Regions from separate parts of the Homo sapiens genome. Here region 1 is linked to region 2. A link is a loop called in an ENCODE intact Hi-C map of the cell type or tissue named here. Cell type or tissue: breast epithelium. All regions are shown on one strand. Each heading gives the region's core, and the rest is flanking DNA. Links, peaks and the distances in the headings are about the cores only.

Region 1 (2,800 bases), core at 170-2,669, 66 kb before region 2:
TGTGGACACAGTTTTCATTTTTCTGGGATAGATGTCAAGGAGTTCAGTAAGTTCTATGACAAGTTATGTTTAGTTTGTGAAGAAATGGACAAACTATTTTCCAGCCTGATTTTACCATTTTACATTCCCACCAGCACAGTTTCTCCACATCTTTGGTACCTAGTACTGTCAGCATTTGGTATTGTCATTAAAAATTCAAAACATAAAATTTACAATTTCAGCCATTTCTGAGCATACAGGTCAGTGGCATTATTTTCACTCTTGTGCAACCGTCACCACTGCCCATTCTTCAGAATGTTTTCATCATCCCAACTGAAACTTGTACCCATTAAACAATAACTCCCTGTTACCCCTTCCCCCAGGCCCTGTTAACCACTATTGTTTTTTAATTTAGCAGTCCAATAGGAGTGCAGTGATATCTCACCATGGTCTGGATTTATACTTTTATAATGATTAGGGATGATGAATATCTTTTCTTCCCCTTCTCCCTTCCCCCTCCTCTTCTTCTTTTTGCTTATGCCAATTTTTAGAGAACCATTTGTTGAGAAAGCTACCCTTCCTTTGTTGAATTGTTCTTATACCTTTCTAAGGATCCAGCTGGCATATTTGTGGGAGTTTATTTCTGGATTTTGTATTTTCTTCCAGGTGATCCACCCACCTCAGCCTCCCAAAGTGCTAGGATTACAGGCATGAGCCACCGCACCCAGCCGTAAATTTTAGAATAAAGTTGTCTATGTTTACAAAAAGAATCCTGGAGTTTTGATAAAAATTGCATTAAATCTATACAGTGTATCAGTTTGGGGGAGAATTGACATCTTTATGATGTTGAGTTTCTAATTAATTAACATGGTCTGTCCATTATATAGGTCTTTGATTTCTTTCACTTCAGCATGCTGGTCCTGTCATGTTTTTTTAGACCTATTCCTAAATATTTCAATTTTGGAAGCAATTATAATAGTCTGTTTCAATTTCCATGTGTTCTTGTTACTATATAGAAATATGATTTATTTTAATATGTTGATCTTGCATCCCATTACTTTACTGATCTTACTTATTAATTCTGGGAGTTAATTTTGAATATTCCTTGAAATTTCTATATAGAACATTTTTATCATGTCACTGGTAAATGACAATTTTATTTTTCTTTTCTGATCTATATGCCTTTCTTTTCCTTTTCTTGCCTTATCATGCTGGGTAAGACTTCTAGTACTGTGATGAGTCAGAGTGGTAAGAGCCAACATCTTTATCTTCGTCCTGATTTTAGGGAGATATTGACTGTGGGTTTTTTACAGATGTTGAAGAAGTTCTTCTATTCCTAGTTTGCTCAGGGTTTTTTTTCTTGTTTATCATAAGTGGGTGTTGGATTTTGTCAAATGCTTTCTCTGTATCAATTGATATAATCATGTCACTTTCTTTAGCCTGCTAATATAGTGGGTTACATTGATTTTTTTCAAATATTGAACATGGTTTGCATTCCTGGTATTCCACTTGATGATGATGTGTAATTATTTTAACACTTTGTTGGATTCAATTTGCTATTAACTTGTTGACGGTTTTTGTGTCTAAATTCATGAAAGATATTAGTCTGTAGTTTTCTTTCTTTTTTGTACTGTGTTTGGTTTTGGTATTAGGGTAATACTAGTTTATTAGTCTCTTTGCACACTGCTTTAAAGAAATACTCGAGACTAGGTAATTTATAAAGAATACAGGTTTAATTGGCTCACATTTCTGCAGGCTGTGCAGGAAGCATCATGTTGCATCTGCTCAGCTTCTGGGAAGACCTCAGGAAACTTACAATCATGGTGGAAGGCGAAGTGGGAGCAGGCCTGTCACGTGGCCAAAGTAGGAGCAAGAGGGTGGGGGGGGGGGTGCTACACACTTTTAAACAACCAGATCTCATGAGAACTCACTCACTGTCACAAGGACAGACCAAGTGGATGGTACTAAACCATTCATTCATGAGAAATCTGCCTCCATGATCAAATCACCTCCCACCAGGCCCCACCTCCAATTTTGGAGATTACAATGGGACATGAGATTTGGGCAGGGAAACAGGTCAAACCATATCAACTGGCCTCATAAAATGAGTTGGGAAATGTTGTCTCCTATTTTCTGTAAGAGATAGTGTATAATTGGTGTTAATTATTCTTTAAATGCTTGGTAGAATTCTACAGTGATACTATTTGGACCTGAAGATTTCTTTTTTAGAATTTTAAAGTTACACATTCAGTATCTTTAATAGTAATAAGACTACTCAGATTATTTCATATTGAGGAAATGGTAGTAAGTTTGTGATCGTCAATAAATCTGTTCATTTAATCTGAGTTATCAAATTTGTGTGTGAAGAGTTGATCATAATATTCCTTTTATTATTATTTTGATGTCTGCAAGGTCTATGGTGATATTCCGTTTTATTATTGATATTGAGTTTGTGTCTTGTCTTTTTTTTTCTTCGTCAGTCTTGGTAGAGGTTTGTCAATTTTATTGATCTTTCTTAAAAAGCAGCTTTTTGTTTCATTTATATTTTGTTTTTCTGTTTTTAATTTTTGTTGTTTCTAAATTTTCTTAAGACTAAAGCTTAGATTATTGATTTGAGACTTTCCCTCTTTTCTAAAGTAAAATATTTGCTATTTATTTTCCTCTCAGCACTGATTAGGCTGCATCCCACAAATTTTTGTTATGTTGGATTTTGTTCTTCTTCTTCCTTCTTCCTTCTTCCTTATTCCTTCTTTCTTCTTCTTTTTTTTTTGACATGCAGTCTTGCTCTGTAACCCAGGCTGGAGTGCGGTGGCACAATCTC
Region 2 (2,800 bases), core at 196-2,695:
TTAAGTCTAACAGGATTCTCGACTTGTCAGTTTGTTGTAAACCAAGAGTCAAGACAGCCACAACTTAGCTGCGTTAGTAAAGGAACCATGTCCTCCCTACAGGCCGCGTGTTCTTGCCACGAGAACCCCTAGCAGCCTGGCCTTGGAATGGCTGGATGAGGTGCATTCGTTGGTTCATTCAGATACTGTTAAGAGCCAGCTGTGTGCTAGGTACTGCTTACACCTTCTGGTGGTGAAGACGGAACTGAAGGGAACTTGCAAGGAGCTGTGAGAAAGTGTAACGGGAAGTGAGCTAAGATCACTAAGGTGGGCAGGAGGCAACCAGAGAAAGCACATTCAGGACTGCGAAAACTACTCACACAAAGGCTGTCAAGCCAGAAATTCTTTCAAAACTGAAAGGCCCATGAGGTTGGAGCTAGAGAAACTTAAGGAGTGTGGGGTTCCAGATGAGGCTAGAGAGGTACGTGGGGAACCACAAGATCATGCAGAGCCTGGGAGGCCGTGATAAGGATTTTGGTTTTTATTCTAAGAACAGGGTGCCCTTTAAAGGGTTAAGGAGGGGAACCATATGATTAGATTTTCATGTGTGGTTCACTTTGGCTGCTGTGTGGAGATTGTAGAGGTTGGCAGGACAGAAACTGGGAGACCAAAGAGGAGGCTGTCAAGATGTCCAGAGGGGAATGATGATGTCTTAGAGTTATGGTGGTAGCAGTTGAGGATGGGAGAATGGTATGGGTTTTGAGATATATTAGGTAGGGAAAATTGCCAGAAGTTGGTGATCGTGTGGATATGAAGAGTGAGGGAGGGGAGGTGTCATGGATGTCTCTGTAGACAGTTGCTGAAAATGACGTGTTACCACCTGTGGCATTAGGGAGAGTGGGTTAGCTGATCTTGTACTGGTTAGATTGGGTGTGGCTTTATGGTTTGAGTGGAAAATCAGGTTGAAAGCTGTAGAAAGGACATGAATAGGAGCGACCATGGCAGTTTCTTTGCTTGGGCCAGATTCTAATACCACCTTTAACATGATTGACAGTTTTTAGGATAAGATAAATGAGAATGTTGTCTAGACTCTGTCCCTGCCTATGTTAATGGAAGCCTTCTCTGTATTTGTCGACAAATGATTTTATATATATACACACATATATATTATATATATATACACACACACACATACACACATATGTAGTAGAGTCAGGGTCTTGCTTTGTTGCCCAGGTCAAACTCCTGGCCTCAAGTACTGATATTACAGGTGTGAGCCACTACACATGGCCAAATGAGAGATAATATTGAGATAAGATTTTGAGACAAAGTCTTTACTCCTGCAGAGGTGATAAATTTCTCACGTATAACTCGGATTTCACAATTGGAAAAGACCTCAAAATTCCCTTAGTCCAGTTTATAAAATGCTTTTATGTCCATTATATCATTTCTACAATATTGAGCTCTTACACCATGCTAGACATTAGGAATACAAAGATGAATAGAAATAAGACTATATAGGTTTATTTAGTAAATAAAATTGATCAAGCACCTTTGTGTCAGGCACTGTTTCAGATGCAAAATGGTTATGACTTGTTCCTGATGTTGGAGTTGTGTGTTGACCTCAGTGTTACCACTGAGGACAGCTGAGTGTATTAACAGGTTTGATTTGGGCACAGGAGATCCTGATCTCTCCATAATATTAGAATAGAGATGGTGTTTATCCAGCAGACTTTTTGGTATCCTGGTAGCACCTCAGTTGCTGTCCATCAATCTTCCAATTCTAGATTTGATAGGAGAGCACTATGGGATGGAAGATTTTAAGAGATGAATTCATCATTATGAATAGGCCTTGTGGATAGGCTGTTTAGGAGTATAAATTGTAAATCCTCTGTAAAATACAAAAGGAAGTTAGGAAGGGATATTGGCAGAGACAGGTAGTATTTAAACTTGAGTTTCTTTTAATGGGTAATTCCCTCATAGGCTTACAGTTGCACTAGATTGTATACTCCACGGGGGAACTTGAATGCTCCCTCTACAACTCCCCTCCCTTGATCCCATGAGCCCAAATGGGCAATTAAAATAATGTATATGGCCTTAAGATGAAACTGTCAGGTTCTTTATGAGTGTCAGGAGTGAGAGCACTCGTTGGCTTGCAAGGCTGCGTGGCTCCAATGTAGGGAAGGCTGGGAGTGCCGTCCTGAAGGGTTCCTAATACAGCTCTCTAATGGCAGGAGTGAGATGGCCTCAATCTTGCGAAGCCCTCAGGCTCTCCAGCTCACTCTAGCCCTGATCAAGCCTGACGCAGTCGCCCATCCACTGATTCTGGAGGTAAGAATGAATCCTAAGTCTCTACCGCATGCCCTGGGAATTGCTACTGCTTCAGGTGCCATTGGGCCATTTATGGTGACTGACAACACAGACTTGTGCTGGATGCTGTGGAGGCAAAGCTAGAAGCCATGAACTCTGACCTAAGGAGACTAAGAATCCATTGGAGACTTGAGGCAGACCTAAAATGTAAGAAAGGACCCAAAGCAATAATAGAACCGAATATCAAGACAATGTGTATTTGTTAGTTTCTATTGCTACATAACACATTACTCCAGACTTGAGAGCTTAAAACAACACTTATTTGTTATTTCACAGTTCAGTAGTTTAGAGGTCCAGTAGGCTTGGCTGAGTTGTTTGCTTAAGGTCTCACAAGGCCAAAGTCAAGGTATTGGCTGACCAGGTCCTTATCTGGAGGGTCTGGGGGAAGAATTCACTTCCAGACTCATTCAGGTTGTTGGCAGAGTTGATTTCTTATGATGGTAGGACTGAG

What was found. Peaks named below come from ENCODE experiments on the same cell type or tissue, not always from the same donor. Only the 100,000 strongest peaks of a DNase experiment are listed, where the experiment ranks them.
Region 1: a loop joins it to region 2, with 19 times the contacts of the local background. A loop is called at or near these places in 4 of 110 quality-filtered maps.

The regions. Positions count from the first base shown.
Region 1 is chr3:48,363,453-48,366,252 of GRCh38, reverse strand. No RefSeq gene overlaps it. Among named protein-coding and RNA genes, the nearest start is that of FBXW12, 7.4 kb to the left of the region's middle. In breast epithelium, for the core only: no CTCF peak of the experiment used is centred there; no DNase peak of the experiment used is centred there.
Region 2 is chr3:48,297,937-48,300,736 of GRCh38, reverse strand. NME6 (NME/NM23 nucleoside diphosphate kinase 6) reads left to right here. Exons shown (of 6, transcript NM_001308426.2): 2 at 2,214-2,310. The coding sequence starts at 2,221. Among named protein-coding and RNA genes, the nearest start is that of NME6, 2.0 kb to the left of the region's middle. In breast epithelium, for the core only: no CTCF peak of the experiment used is centred there; no DNase peak of the experiment used is centred there; H3K4me3 peaks cover 204 bases; H3K27ac peaks cover 6 bases.